Linked DNA regions of Homo sapiens: region 2 is linked to region 1. A link is an interaction called in ENCODE POLR2A ChIA-PET data of the cell type or tissue named here. Cell type or tissue: CD4-positive, alpha-beta T cell. All regions are shown on one strand. Each heading gives the region's core, and the rest is flanking DNA. Links, peaks and the distances in the headings are about the cores only.

Evidence for each region. ChIA-PET counts read pairs that join two places held together with the same protein. Peaks named below come from ENCODE experiments on the same cell type or tissue, not always from the same donor. Only the 100,000 strongest peaks of a DNase experiment are listed, where the experiment ranks them.
Region 2: POLR2A ChIA-PET joins it to region 1 with 10 read pairs; 7 of 35 experiments call an interaction of 5 or more read pairs at or near these places.

What each region holds. Positions count from the first base shown.
Region 1 is chr3:111,663,924-111,671,660 of GRCh38, forward strand. It overlaps a transcript of CD96 not described here. Among named protein-coding and RNA genes, the nearest start is that of PLCXD2, 6.9 kb to the right of the region's middle. RefSeq lists an enhancer at 4,012-4,061. In CD4-positive, alpha-beta T cell, for the core only: CTCF peaks have their summits at 5,171 (motif pointing right) and 5,371; DNase peaks (open chromatin) are centred at 4,178 and 5,198; H3K4me3 peaks cover 543 bases; H3K27ac peaks cover 2,984 bases.
Region 2 is chr3:111,611,772-111,619,508 of GRCh38, forward strand. All of the region lies in intron 8 of CD96 (CD96 molecule), which reads left to right. Among named protein-coding and RNA genes, the nearest start is that of ZBED2, 20 kb to the left of the region's middle. RefSeq lists enhancers at 4,732-5,232, 5,233-5,733. In CD4-positive, alpha-beta T cell, for the core only: a CTCF peak has its summit at 4,927 (motif pointing left); a DNase peak (open chromatin) is centred at 4,770; H3K27ac peaks cover 1,388 bases.

The sequences.
Region 1 (7,737 bases), core at 1,698-6,697:
GTATTTTTAGTAGAGATGGGGTTTCACCATGTTAGCCAGGATGCTCTCGATCTCCTGACCTCGTGATCTTCCTGCCTCAGCCTCCCAAAGTGATGGGGTTACAGGCTTGAGCCACTGCGCCCAGCCGCTTATACACTTCTGGTGGGAATGTAAGTTAGTCACCGTGGAAAGCAGTCTGCATATTTCTCAAAGAACTTAAAATAGTGCTACCATTCAACCTAGCAATCACATTATTGGGTGTATACCCAAAGGAAAATAAATTATACTACCAAAAAGACGTGCAAATGTATGCTCATCACTGTGCCCTTCACAGTATCAAAAATATAGAATCAACCCAGTTGTCCATCATTTGTGGACTGGAAAAAAAATGTGGTACATATACACTGTGGAATACTATGCAGCCATTAAAAAGAATGAAATCATGTCCTTTGCAGCAACGTGGATGTAGTTTGAGGCCAAAATCCTAAGTGAAGTAATGCAGGAACAGGAAAAAAAAATACCACGTGTTCTCACTTATAAGTGGGAGCTAAACATTTAGCACATCTGGACATAAATATGGAAACAATGGACAATGTGGACTACTAGAGCATAAAGGGAAGGAGGAAGGCATGGGTTGAAAAATAACCTATCAAGTACCATGCTCACTACCTAAATGAAAAGATCTGTACCCCAAACCTCAGCATCACACAATATCCTCATGCAACTTGTACATGTACCCCTGTATCTAAAATAAAAGTTGAAATTTTAAACAAAAAAAAGGTATATTAAAAAGGGAGAGAGGACTATATTTTTCAAAAATGTCAATATAAAGAAAGGCTCTGAAAATATTCTAGATTAAAGGAGGCTAAAGAGACATGACAATTGATTGCAATACCTAACTCTAGATTGAATCCTGTACTAGAAGGGGGGAAATGGTATGAAAGACATTTATTAGATCAACTGACAAAATTAGAATATGGACAGATGACTAGATAAAAGTATTTATAACTCCGATGTTGTTATGTAAGAGATATTTTTATTCTTAGGAAATACACAGTTATTATTTAGCAGTCAAAGGACTATGATATAAATAACTTAGCCTCAAAGGGTGTGTGTTCATGTGTGCATGCATATGTATATGCATACACTTATACATACATACATGCATGTATAGATATACATGTATATGCATACAGAGAGAGATGGAAGCAAATGACAAAGTAAAGGGGGTAAATTGTTAAAGACAGATGAATCTAGGTAGATGGAATAAGTGTGTGTGTGTGTGTGTGTGTATGTGTGTGTGTGTGTCTTTTAATATTTTTACTTTTGCAACTTTTTTTGAAGTTTGAAATTATTTCCAAGTAGAAAGTTTAAACAAAAAGTACTTGAGCAAGACCCTAATGAAAGATTCTTAATTTGACTCAAAACTACCCTATTTTTCCAAGACTGCAACCTTTTTACAGTATGACAAAATCCAAAATGCTGTTTCATTGGCGTGGGGGGCAGGATTCTTTCTCTTTTCTCTGAGCATTGTTTAATCTGAAAGTTCAGAAAGAAAATAAGCAAGGATTCATCCCATAAGTTCGCTGTTTTTATATCATTTCTGGGTCTTATTCTACCCTAGGTATTGGCTGGGATCCACCAAAACTTCAATCAATTTTCCTTTCTTAAGGAGATAATTGGAGCCCTTTGATTTTCCCAAAACTCCAGAGCAAACTTACCCTCTCACCGTTGAACCATTTCATATCAAAGAAAACTAAGCTGTGTTTCTCCAGACTCCACCCAAGAAAGAGACTTTCATTCCTCCCTCAAACCCTTGGGCAGTGTTTTTTGTTGCTACTTTAGTAGAAACTACGGAAACAATTCACAGTTTACAGCAGTCCCTGCAGCAAGATCCCACACATGTGGCAGAACTGGGCAGACTCCTGCTCATCATTCCTACTTGGGGCTCCCCACACAGGAGCGGGGGCAGGAAGAAGGCTCAGCAATCACTTCTACAGAACCTCCTCCTACAGGACTTTTACCCATCACCCCAAATTTTGGGTACACAGCTTGACCAATATTTATCTGTTCAATAAATACTATTTGAAGATACTCTCTGTCCTATCTACTGAGATGAAATTTTTCAGTTTGCTATTGTTGCTTTAATGTTTATGTCAAAACGTGCAATGTCACTCCAAGATGAGGGAATGCGGGCTGTGAACTCTGTTGGACCCAAATGTCCTCAAAGGTGGAAAGCTGCCTTCACTCCTCAACGCCCCCACTGTGAGGATGAGGCCAGACACAAAGTAGTATTCAATTCAGTATCATGTGAATGAATGACAGGAAATGGCAAATGAGTGAGTAGGAGAAAGAAAAATGCCTTGTGGAGCAGAGAATTTGCTAAAGGTGGTGATTGTCACTCAAGTATGGTGAGTTGAGCTTTTCTTTTGACTCACTTCACATCACAGACTAATATATCCACTTTAAATCAATGCTCTTCTTCTAATGATTTTTATTGTGGCATGTCAGTCAGGCCAGGAGAGGTCAGGACCTAAATCTGGGCAGCTTGGCAGATGCCTTAGGCTGAATAGGCCACTGAGTCAGTTTCAAAGTTTAGCCCAGATTGGTAGAATCAGGCAGGCATCATAGGTGCAGAGGAAAAAAAAAAAAAAAACAGATCCAAGGAATCAGTGAAGACTCAAGTAAGTAGACACAGAACACCAGTCTAGACAGGTGAGGAAACTTAGTCTAAAACTCTTGGAGCAAGAACATACCTCAGCAGGCTAAAGATTCATAGGAGTTTGAGACCTGAGTCAGAGGCCTCTTGTCTTCTACTTCCGCTGTGTAAATTTATCAGGCTTTAATATTGTACATTCGGTACCAGAAGGGCAGGATGAGCCCTACAAGTGAAACTTTCTCCTGGTCAACTCAAGAGGAGGGAGTTAAGCTTAGGTGGGAAGCTTTCAGTTCTCTACTCTCTTTAAGAAGACAGTCTAATGGCTCATAATCTTGATTCTTCACCAGCGTTTGCTCCAGGTTGCCTAAGGTTTGGGCAAATAGACACGATTTCAAGCTTTGGTTTCAAATCCACTCATAGTCTTCTACTTTACTAAAGTTGGCTGGGCCATGAGTGAACAGAGCTTTCTTGTGCCTAATTGACTTCTTGGTGCCTTTCTTCCAGACCTAGGACTTTCACATTAGGGGTCACAAGTACCCAAGAATAAAGGCGTGTGCCAGAAGGGACTCGAAGCCACAGGGCAAACATAGCACATCCAGAACATCAATTTTGTGTGTGTGTGTGCATGTGTGTGTGTGTGTGTGTGTGTGTAACAAAATGTGAATGAATTTACAAAAACAAACTATGCAGCTTGAAAGAAATGCCAGGATCAGTGCTTGTCATGCCTGCCATACAGGGCTCTGGGGAGTGTGCATTTACTCAGCTCCATGATTAGGGCACATCTGGCGCAAGAGTTGAGAAGCTTTGCCCTCGGGCCGCACACACATCAATCCTACCACTGTGGAGGTGATGGAGGCACTAAAGGTGACTTCCATCCAGGTCATTCATACTTCCCACTCTGAGAGCTTCATTATGTGTTTTCTGAGCCTGACTGCCTGAGCTAAGCGCATCTCATCCTGGGTGCTGAATGCGGGGAGAGGGTAGAGAAAATGTTGAGGTGTCCCCAGAGGCTAGAACGTGTTACCAGTATAAAGGTACTCCCCAAAACACAATCTCAAGCTTTTGCTGGTAGCCGCATGATTTTAGAATATTAGGTCCATATTTATATAGAAGTTCTGTTAGTCCTGACTACAGCAAATGAAGTCAAAGATTTGAGTGAGGAAAGGCAATAAAAAGGAAAGAAAGGCTTAACTGTGCAAAGACAAAAGGTATCTACAGCAGGCAGAGGGAAAAAAACAGAGTACGGTTGGAAAGACCGTGAAGTTCATGTAGTTCAATCAAGCATCAGGTGCTTCAATTCTATCATGTTACTGTCTTATTGGTGCCAAGCTTGGCTTGGATGCTTCCAGTTATAGGAACTCACTTCCTCCTCTACTTCATTATATTGCTTAACTCTGACTTCTAGAATATTCTCCTTTATACTTGGCTGAAACAGAAAGATGTGTGGCATAAATTTTACTTTCTCTTTTACTTCTGCTACTCAAAGGAAGAGGAAGCTGTGGGTGCAGATGTTGCTAAGATAAACTACAACTTCCTCCATGACCAGTTTCTGCAGTTTAGGAAGGGCAGAGCCGAACACGTGGCTGAGTTGGGGAGTTAACTACAGACACTTAAGCAAATCAGAATCCTTTGAAACAAAATCATCAAAAGGCCAAGAAGCATTTGTAAGGGCTTTTGACTACAACCTAACATTCAGAGAGAGTTGATCAGAGAGAGTTGTTGACACACTAAAAATTCATTACTTTTATTTACATTGAAATTTATTTACTTTATTAAAAAATATTTTTGTTGGTTAAGGTTGTTTGTACAAACTTGTAATTTTAATATTTAAAAAGTTGGAAGAGAATGATAGTATTAGGTAATGATAATATTACTAATTTTTACTCCATGGATGAGGTGGCATCATGCTATTTCCAATTGATAGTGGCACACCAAATTGCAGAGTCATGTTGTTAAAAGAATGCATTCCCAAGATTAGATTGGTTAAATGATAACAAATGCACAGAGGTCATTCTGTTGTGACTGAAGCTCAAGTGATTACTAATATACACATTAATACAACAATGTCTCCTAATAATAGACATAATTCTCATAATTCTAGGAACCTTGGGGTGGGGTGGTAGCCTGGAGAAAAAAAAGGTAAGGGTGGCAGATCAATTGATTTTCCTGCTAGTTGAGATCAACTATCTCTGCCAAAATAGTCTTCCTAATTGCATAAAGTTATATGCAGCATGGATAAGAATTGTTTACTCTGCCATTCTACCTATTTTAACTTTTTTAAAAAAGAGAAATTTGTTGACATTTCAAAGCCTTCATCTCAAACATTTGAGACATAAAAATCCCCTGAGGAGAACATTTTAAAGACAGGAGGAAAAGATGCCATCCCAGAGGATCTGATGCAGGAGGGTTGGCATTTGATCCAGAAATCTGTATATTGCATAAACTCCTAGTTGTTCCTGTTGCTGGTGATCTACAGGCATTTTTAGGAATAATTGACACTGACAGAACATATTATACGTGCCTGAAGTGAGCCTTGAATACCAGTAGGTGGCTCTATAACATCTTAAATCAGGGACTTTGCAGCTAACTAGCTAACTAGCTAGAAAATAAAGGCTCTGAGGCCTTTATTTCCTCTCAATTTCCTTTTCAGGGATTGGAGGTGGCGTGGGAAGGAGAAATGGAAGAGGATGCTGGAATGTGGTGTGGTAGACGGAAATGAATGGATATTAAAATGAATTTTACAATCATCACTTGTTAGTAGCCCTCTCAAAAGTATTATAGTAACGACTACTGTTAAAATAAATTTTCTGAAAGCATACCAGAAAAACTTAATGTCCAATAAACTTAAAAGGCACAGAGGCTCTTAGGGTCTTCCTGAACACCGAGCTTTCAAATCTGGGAGAAACAATCTTATGGCCAGCCATTGCTGCCGTTCACTCTTGTCTCATTACAGAATCCCAGTTGTGGGCCATAAATACCAAGTGGGCATGAGGTAATATAGACAACGCTACTTCCTGCTTAAGCTTCTGCTTCTCTTCTACCCAGTTTCTCAAGGACACACCACCTGGGTATAATCCGGGAATGGTCACAGTAAAAATGACAAAACAATAGTCTCCGGCTCTACCCCAATCAACAAAATAAGTGGATCCCAATCCTCTGTCTTCTGATGTCAGGAATGTGTAAGTTGTATCATGTGTCCACAAGTGTGTGCCTCAGTGTCTCCATTTCCTTGGAGGCTCCTGAAGATCCCCAGTTGCTGCAATGATGTCACTCTTCCTGGAGGTAATTGCTGCTGCTGTCGTCACGTCCCAGCACCACCTATGTTGGTTGCATCTCCTCATTCTCCTCTGATCTTTATCATACAGTCTTTTGGCTTGAGCTGGGTGAAGAAGCTTGGGAAAGACTAGGAATAAACTCTACTGGTACGAGGCCATAAAGCAAAGCAGCTTCTACTCCATCCCATCTTTCGTTTACTTGGCTCCTCATTTCAGTCCCTTATTCCTTTTCCACCCACCCCACTCCCCAGCCAGAAAAAAAAATTGTGTGTGACGCATCACTGTGGAACTCAAAGCATCATATAACCTCACTCTCCTCTAGGCAATATCCCTCGACCAAATACATGTCTGTGTTCTGATTCTGCTTGGGATCTGTTCCTTCCCCATCTCGTACACAGCCTGGGAAGTAAGACAGTCCTGGGGCTTAGCTCTGGGGACCAGGGACAGCCCTGGTCCCAATATCATTAAATCAATATGCTTCCTCCAAGGCTTTTTGGGTGCCTTTAATCAAGTAAAATCAGGCCGGCTTATCCTGCCAACTACACATGTCTGAATGGCAAGCTGTTTTGGTGCTTTATCTGGGATCCTCACTACTCATTTATCACGTGAATCCAAACAAAACAAACCACTTGTAAAGTACAGACATTTCAAACAATAAGGGAGTCTCCAAATAGAGGGCTAAGGTTATAGTCAGCTCTTCAGGAATCCAGCAGGGTCTTTACCATTACATGTCACCTATTATAATTGTAACCCTGGTAAAGGCTGTTTATGAACAAAGCATATTTAAAAGCTTGGAAAATTTTTTATGTTGACAAGAGAGGCCATTGCAGGTTTTTAAGAAGGGAAGCAAAATTATTCACATTGTATTTTGGAAGATAATTATGGCAGAATGGGGAATGGTTGGGGAAATAAGAGTGTAATGGAGAAAAAATTTCCAGAAAACAGATTTGCATATGTATTTACATAAATGAGATTGGTTGTATTCAATAAAAATGGATGAACAGTTTGATGAGGTGTTCAAGTAATAAAAAATAATTTAAGAGATAGGGAAGCTACCCACTCAGGCCTTAGAATTACAGGTCCTTGGGGTGAGAAGTAGGGTTGGGGAGCCAAGCATCAGAGTTCAGAAAAGCCATGCGTTTAGTCTCTATGTGCCAGGTCTTTGCATTTTTTCTCACTTTTCATTGCTTAGATAATTGGTTTCAGTGATTTATCTGAAAGACTCTTTATTTCCCCCAAGCATTCTCCATTCTGCCATAGTTACCTTCCTAAAGTACAATGTGAATCATTTTACTCCCTTTCTCAACCTGCAATGGCCATTTTTGTCAATAGAAAAAAAAAGTGCAACTCTTTAATATGCTTTGGTCATAAACAGCCTTTACCAGGTTTACAATAACAGGTAACATGTAACGGGAAGCCCTTGACACAATGATCAAGAGACCTGGAGTCCCAGCTATGCAACTCACTAGCTATGAGATCTTGGACAGCGTTATGTAGCCACTAAGCCTCAGTATCCTTCGTAAAATGGGAACAGTAATAGTATCTAATTCATTGGGCTCATGTGAAGATTAAATGAGAGTAAATGAACAATATTTCCCACTTCTCTCATATGTCACTCTAGTATATTTTCTGTTTCTCACATCTATCATTCATTGTCATAGCTTTGCCTCTGTTTTCCCAGCTACATATGCCTCTCCCATGCCAAAACCCTCTACCCATTTTCCATGAGCAAAACTTTTCTCAGAATTCAAGACCTGGTTTGAATACCACATCCTCTAACAGTGCATCCCTTGGCTCTTCCTCCATCAAAATATATACCACTTT
Region 2 (7,737 bases), core at 1,719-6,718, 52 kb before region 1:
AAACAAAATGAGTGCAGGACATGAGAAGACAAGCAGGAGTTCTGACATTGCTTGTTGGGAGAGGGCTAAGGGTTGATTAGGTGGGGTGGAACAAGGTAAAGATGAGCTTCAACTCATTTAGCCCCAATTCATAGCCCACAGCCCAGCATGTCTCCTTTATGCTGGACTGAAGGTCAGTGCCCATGTTATCCTGACCACGCAGATTGATGAGGCCGATTCAAATGTGTTTAGATGTAGTTGAAGGCCTGTATTGTCCAGTTAATGTCACTACTGTGTTTAAACGTCAACTAATGGGCTATGAATCGGGGCTGTGATCTGAACAACAAATAGCCACTATGGCTTTTTTTGTATGTGGGAAAATGTCAGGAAAACAGCAGTTATGTATATGGTAGGTGATAGTTGCAAGAGCAGGGAGAAAAAAGACTAAATGATATAGATTTAAAGTGGTTTAAGTTTGTTTTCCATGATCACGAAGGTGGTTAAAAAAATGATATGATCTGAACTAGAATGGGCATTTGTAGAAATGGAGAGTGCTGCAACAGAGGCTCACCAGGATTGTCTGCCTAAATACAGGGACTAAAAAGGTTTTCAGAGAACAATCATACAAGGACCTTTCCATTTTTTCCCTAGCAATTACATAAAAATGTTTACCAACTGCCATGATTGTATAATAATACTAAGCAATAATATTAATATTTGTTGGTTGCCTCCAATGTGTATGGACTGTTCTAAACTAGTAAATGTATTTTCTCATTGAATCCTCCCAACAACACAATTACTTAGGTACTATTATTATCCCACTTTACAGATGAAGATACTGAGGCACAAAGAGGTTAAATAACTCACCCAAAGTCATGCAGAAAGTAGATGAGCCAGTATTGAGCCCAGACAGACTTCAGACCTTGAGTCCTGCTGCCTCAAAGAGTACATGGTTGGTGCTGAATAAATGTCTTTAGACACTGAATAAATCCCTTCTAGTGTGAAGCTGTTATAGGTCTTAGGAAAAGGTCAAACATGACACCTATGCTTATATTAATCTCTCCCTTTTTCAGACCAGTGTTTTCCTGAGACATGCAGCATCTGAGAGTGAAGATAACATTTCCTCAGTTGGAAATAAATTAGAGAAACCCCTCCTGCATCTGTAGCCCACCCCCGCCATCAACACTATTATCATATAATTCTCACTGTAGATATGAATCTACAGAATCCATACAAAACTCCAATGCTTTTCCTTGAATCCTGGGAAATTCTGTTTATTGTATCTTTTTCATCACCTTCCACCTGGGGCACACAACATTCTGCAGACTGTTAAAAGGATTTTTCTTTTTTCTACATCTGTCACCTGTAAGTCAAGGTTAGCCTTCTTGATGACTAGTTTACTTTGGGTATTCATCTATTCAGTTACTCCCCTTGGGGTGAGATTCCTCAGGGTAAAAGCTATCAGTTGACCTATTTTTCAGTTTATTTCATAATTATTGAGTATCTACAAGCTCACCACATGATGCGTGATGAGCTCTGTCCTGCTTACTGTCATCTTCCCCAAGGGAGTCCTGAAACCCTTTCTGGACCAGTAATCCAGCAATACACATTATTATTCCCCATTTAGTCAGCACATGCCCCAAACAATCTGCCTCCCACATGAGAAAAATTTTATGCAGGGTTTAGATTTAGGTTTAGGTTTCACACCTCATGTCTCCTTTATGCTGGGCTGAAGGTCAGTGCCCACGTTATCCTGACCACACAGATTGATGAAGCTGATTCAAATGATGAAGCTGATTCAAATGATGAAGCTGATTCAAATGTGTTTAGATGTAGTTGAAGGCCTATATTGTCCAGTTAATGTCACTACTGTGTTTAAAGGCTCTTTGTGCTGCAGGTGAATTGATGGAGAGCAATTACACATTTGTCCAGAAACTAGATGGCTAAGTCTAAGTCTGTGCTATGCCGATAGGTGCTATAGTGATAGAATGAAAGGCCCAATGGAAATATTTCTATTTGAGACAATAAGTTAAATTTTTAGGTTCAGTTTTACATTGGAATAAGGCAAAACCTTAGATAGCAGAGTCTGACTAACCAGATAAGTTAACCAGCAGCTTGAAACTTACAAATAACTTTTACCTTTGTACTTGGTTGATTAAATAAGCTAAACCGGTAGGTTAGCAAAGAATAATTTTTACTTTTTCCATTCTTCTCTGTTCAAATGAGATATATTGAATAATTTTTTCTTGGCCTCTAAAAGAAATTTCAGACAGATTATTTGGCTTTTTTGGTGATTTCCATATAATAAATGTCATCTGGTCCTTTTCAGCCACAAGAACAGACCTGTGTCAATAATTAAAAACTCTTGTCAAATGTAATGTCAAAACTCAAAAAAGTTAATTTAGTCCAGAACTTCTTTCCTCTTCCTTCCCCCAAGTGTGGCTCTAACTCAACTTGGAAACGCTGGGATATGTGAGGTGGGGGTAGGGAAGAGACAGGGAATGTCTCTGATTCCCTGACTTGGCTTCATCCTCTCCTCCGCTCCTAGCTGCTGGCTTGGGTCCCTCTTTATGGGGAATGGCGTAAGAAGAAGAGGGAGAGGTAGGTAAGGAAGGAACTTCCTTAATAGGCTGGATGTAATCTGACTTAGGTGTCCTCTGGATGAGGAGAATAAAAATTGCCATATTGACTTCATGGGGCACTCTGGCAGATTTTTCAGAAATCCCTGACTGTCCTATGGCTGCTGTCCCTTGGTGCAGGCCATGCCTCTCTTCTGGTCTTCTGCTTCCTTCTCTCTGCAGCCTCTAAACTTCTGAAGGTCAGCTCCTCTTGGGGGCTTCTTTGTTCCTCTAGGTGTTCTTCCTGAGTGAGATTCTTTTCATGGCACCCTATTATGTCTGGAAAAATGTGCACCTTTGCCTACTCTATGGGGGAAGTGCTCCTCTTCACCAGTGTGGCCCTGTCTCTCTTCTCCATGCCCATTCAGAGCCACTAACCAACCATGGACTCCTAATGCAGCCTCTCCAGCCTGAGTAAGGCACCATGCCCCTTTGTCCTAAATTCCAGGACACACAGGTCAAGAGATATGAGTATTTCTCTCAGATCCACACTTCGCTTGGTCTAAAGTGAAGGAGCGGATTCTTCTTCATCTTCTCCATGAGGGAGGGCCTGATGCACAGGACCCTTCAAAGGAACTCTTAGCCAGTCTGCTCCCACCCCGTCACACAGCTTTGAGGTTGATGATGGACCACCACTGACAGGTCCCACTCCACACTGCCTCGCATGTCCTGCATAGGTGGGCTAGAACCCTGCTTTCAACGTGAGGTGGCTTGTGCCCTGTATTATGGTTCTTAACCTTTGGAACCTCATCTGAAATGAAGGTACAAGTATTCCATTTAAAAATTTTGTTCTGCATTAACCATTGAAGAGTTAAAGGAAATACAGTGAAAATGAAGCAAACATGATGAGGTGATGGTTAACCCACTGAGAGGATCCACAGAAAGCTGTAGTTCTTAGCAATAGTGTGATGGATGGAAGATAAACACTGAGTTCTAGAAGCATTGGCCAAAGGTGAGGATGCTTGAGGAACATGAAGGGAGACAGGAGAATGCAGAAAAGGGAAAGCTTTCACGTGGGTGGTTCCTTCTTCTAAGGGTGATTAAAAGCAACAGAAGAGACTAAGCAAACAAAATACCTTCTATAGCACTTGGTTCACAGTAAGTGTCAACATGTTGTATTCTATTATTAGAACCTCTAAATCCATTTGGAAATACAGTAAGAACCCAAGGTAGGAAATAGAGTGGCTGATTGACCAGTCTGTCTTTGTCTAAGGGGTGTGTGTGTATGTGTGTGTCTGCGTGCATGTGTGTTTTAATAAAAATAATCTAGGTTTAGAATGAAAGCAAATAATCTAGGTTTAGAATTATGTATCTACTTGAGATAGATACTGATGTAAACAAAACCAGGCTCACAAGGACCAACATCTAGTGAGGGGAGGAGGGAAGTGGGCAGTAAAGATGAGCAGAAATCTACAGTTAGCATGAAAAGCCACATTATACCCTACTTGATATATCCCCCACGACTGCCCTCTCCCTTTCTCTTGCTTTGCTCAGCCAAGCTAGCCTCCTAGCTGTTTCTTCAACATACCAGGATTTCTCTCATCTCAGGGCCTTTTAACCTCACTTCCTATGCCTGAAAAATTCTTCCCCCAAATATCTACATGGATCACACCCTCATCTTCTCGAAATTTTTGTTCAAATGTCACCTTCTCGATGAGGTACTCCATGACCATCATATTTTAAATTGCAGCTGCCTCCCACCCCATTTCCTGTTCCCCTTTTTTGGCTGTATTTTCTCCATAACACATTTTAACACCGTCTATAAGTTACCTGTTTGGCTCCTCTCCACACATAAAAAAAGTAAATCTGATGAGGGCAGTGTTTTTTATCTTATTTGTCTACTGATACAGCTGTATCACCTAGAACAATGATAACACATGGTTACCAATAAGTATTGATAATTCAGTAAATATTTTTTAAATGGAGAATTTTTTTAAGTATAAAAAAGAAGAGATTAACAAAGGAAGGCTTTAGGGAATGCAGAGGATATCTCCCTAAAGAAAAGCCATCTGGCTAGGGCTGATGTCTGGGTAGCCTTATGACAGGAAGCTGAAAGGTGGTGGTGGGACAGGAAGCTGAAAGGTGGTGGTGGGACAGGAAGAGAAGCTATCAAAGGCCTGCTATTCTGGGTGGTTGCGTGCTAGACATCATGAGTGAGCTCTTCCGTGGCTAGGCCCTGATGATGATGATGCATGCTGCAGCAAGGCTAACTACACTTATAAGGCTACCAGAATGGAATAAATATAGTCTTTAGTGTCAGACAGCCTTGGGTTCAGTTGTTGTCTCTGCCACCTACTGGCTCTGTAGCCTAGAGCAAGTCATTCTGATGGCAGCAGCTGCCCGACTGGACTAGCTGCTGTGGGGATGCCAGCTGTAGTGAGGGAGGCCTGGCTGGGACTGTTGAGCCCGTAGAGGCTGAGAACAGGAGGGAGCCTGCCCCCTACTGACTTGGCAAGGCAGGAGCCCTGGGCTTTCAGGGCAGCTGCAGCCACCCAGCTGTGGCTCCAGACCCTGACACCCCTGCTCTCTTGAGGGCCTGGGAACACCCCCGCTTCTGCAGGCTCAGAAGGGCCTGCTTCCACCCCCTGGACTCTTCCCACTCCCAGCACCTGCTCCAATTTCAGAGCAAAGATGAGGCTCAGCCCAGGCACTGTCACAACCTGGCCAGGTGTGTGCACACTTGGGGCAGCACTGACACACCAATCCCCCACCTTGGCCCCCTCCAGACTTTGGGCGCCAAGGAGCACAGGAAGGAGGCAGCAGGTGGAGATGGGCTGAGGGCAGCTGGGTGCAGGCCTGCAGGTGCCATTTGGTGCAAACAGCCTGGGCTATGGAAGGCATGATGACAGTGGGAGGCTGACTAGGTTCCTGGATGGAAAGGTGTAGGTCCCCAGTGAAACCCCACCTTCAGGCCAGGCATGGCCTGAAGCCTGGGAGCCAGGCTGCCAGTTCCAAGTGAAGTCCATGGATATGAGTAATAACTTCATCGATGACCACTGGGCCAATTGGATAGTGCTTTTTCCTGGCCTGCCTATGGCCATCTATGGACCAATCACCATGCACTTTCTCCCTTCTGAGCCCATGAAAAACCGGGGATTCAGCCAGACTCAGAAAGAAGTCAAGACTACCAGCTGTGGGAGGGAGCTACCCACTATGGGTCTCCTCATCCAGACAACTTGCCTGCAGAAAGGAGCTACCCACTACAGGTCTCCTCTCCACTGAGAGCTGGACACTCATTGGGACAGCCTGCATATGGAAAGGAACTACCCACTTCAGGTCTCCTGAGAGCTGTTCTGTGGCTCAGTGAAGCTCCTCTCCACCTTGCTCACCCTCCAGTTGTCAGCATACCTCGTTCTTCTTGGGGGCGAGACAAGAACTTGGGACCTACTGAATGGTGGGACTGAAAGAGTTGTAACACAAACCCAGCTGAAACACACCTCCCACCTGCTCACCACATTGCAAGCAATGAGAAGGAGAGAAGAGCTGTGGCCCTTCAGGGAGCCCAGACCTAAGGCCTCCCAGGCCAGGGCTGTAAAACCCTCTTTGGAGCTCTACAGTTCCTGGCATCTCCAAGCTTTCTGGTGCCACAGTGTTCCCCTTGTCCAGACACCAGTGCCTGCAGCAGAAACTGCTTGCCATACATCTGGTCCAGCAGCAGCATCACACAGAGTCGGCACCCATGCTGGAGCCTGGAGATTCCCACCCTGCCTCAGCAGCCAGTGTGCCTGGCTGTGTGCAGTGGCCAGACCCCACGCTCACTCGTTCACACACCCCTTGCTGCTCTGCACCTGGCTCACCCTTGGCAGGTGTGGGATCCAGGCTGGTAGCACAGACCAAGCACAGCCTGCCAAACCAAGTGGGTGGAATGAGCCCAGAAGTGTGAGCAATACTCAGGCAGAAGGTGCCACTGGCCACAGAATTTCTGGCTGGCAAAGCAAGACCTCAAGGATCCCGTGACAATTTCACCTCTGTAGTAGTTTCCTTGTCTTAAAAAAATGAGAGTAACATTATCTAGTTCATACAATTATTAGGAGAATCAAATGTGAAAGTGCATAAAAAACAACAATGAAGCTACGACTCATACTGTCCAGTTTGAGAAGAAATGTCATGATTAAGAGTCTAGTAAGCAAAAACCATCTCAAAATAAATCAAGACCTTTATATGTAATTTTTAATTCCTTGAAGGAGGAAACAATGACCAAATTTATTTCTCTCTTTTTTTTTTTTTTTTTTTTGAGACAGAGTCTCGCTCTGTTGCCCAGGCTGGAGTACAGTGGCACGATCTCAGCTCACTGCAAGCTCCGCCTCCCAGGTTCACGCCATTCTCCTGCCTCAGCCTCTCGAGTAGCTGGGACTACATGTCCAGCTAATTTTTTGTATTTTTAGTAGAGACGGGGGTTTCACCGTGTTAGCCAGGATGGTCTCAATCTCCTGACCTCATGATCCACCCGCCTCAACCTCCCAAAGTGCTGGGATTACAGGCATGAGCCACTGCGCCCGGCCTCGCTTTTTTTTTAAGTTACCAGCTTATTCTTTATGCTCCACTTATGCTACTTTGCAACTGCTCACTTGCTTCTTTTATTTGGCATATAGTAGGTCCATATTAAATTATTTTTAAAATCTATGTTGTTTGGAAAATATTTCAGTATTTCCCAAAAGTTAATCAACCATAGGTCTTCTAGCCTTCCTCTACCTTTCCTTTCTCTAGCAGTTAGGTCACTAGGAAGACTGGCAAGAGTATAGGTTAAGAGATTCAGTTCTGCTTAATGATGTCACATGGAGATGACCAGAATTAGCTCTTTTAGAACATGTTTCTGTCTGCCCACTCAATTCAGCACTGACTGGAGCTGTCTTCTAACTTAATTGAATTTCCAGTGATAGCATAAAAGGGTGGGTTTTTTTTTATTTTAGTGAGAAAATTTTTAAAGAGTTAAAATAGAAATGAGCCAGGAAGGCTTCAAACCTCCTCATGTAACCTCATGGCCATTTCTGAGCTAGTATAAACAAAACATTTTGTGTGAAGTAGTGTTTACCTCTAAATTTCATCTTATTTCCTGGAGACATGGGTCATTATAGTGTAACTCTGGATACTTGCAAGATTTGATAATAATAAACATTTACATTGAAGAAGGAATAAACAA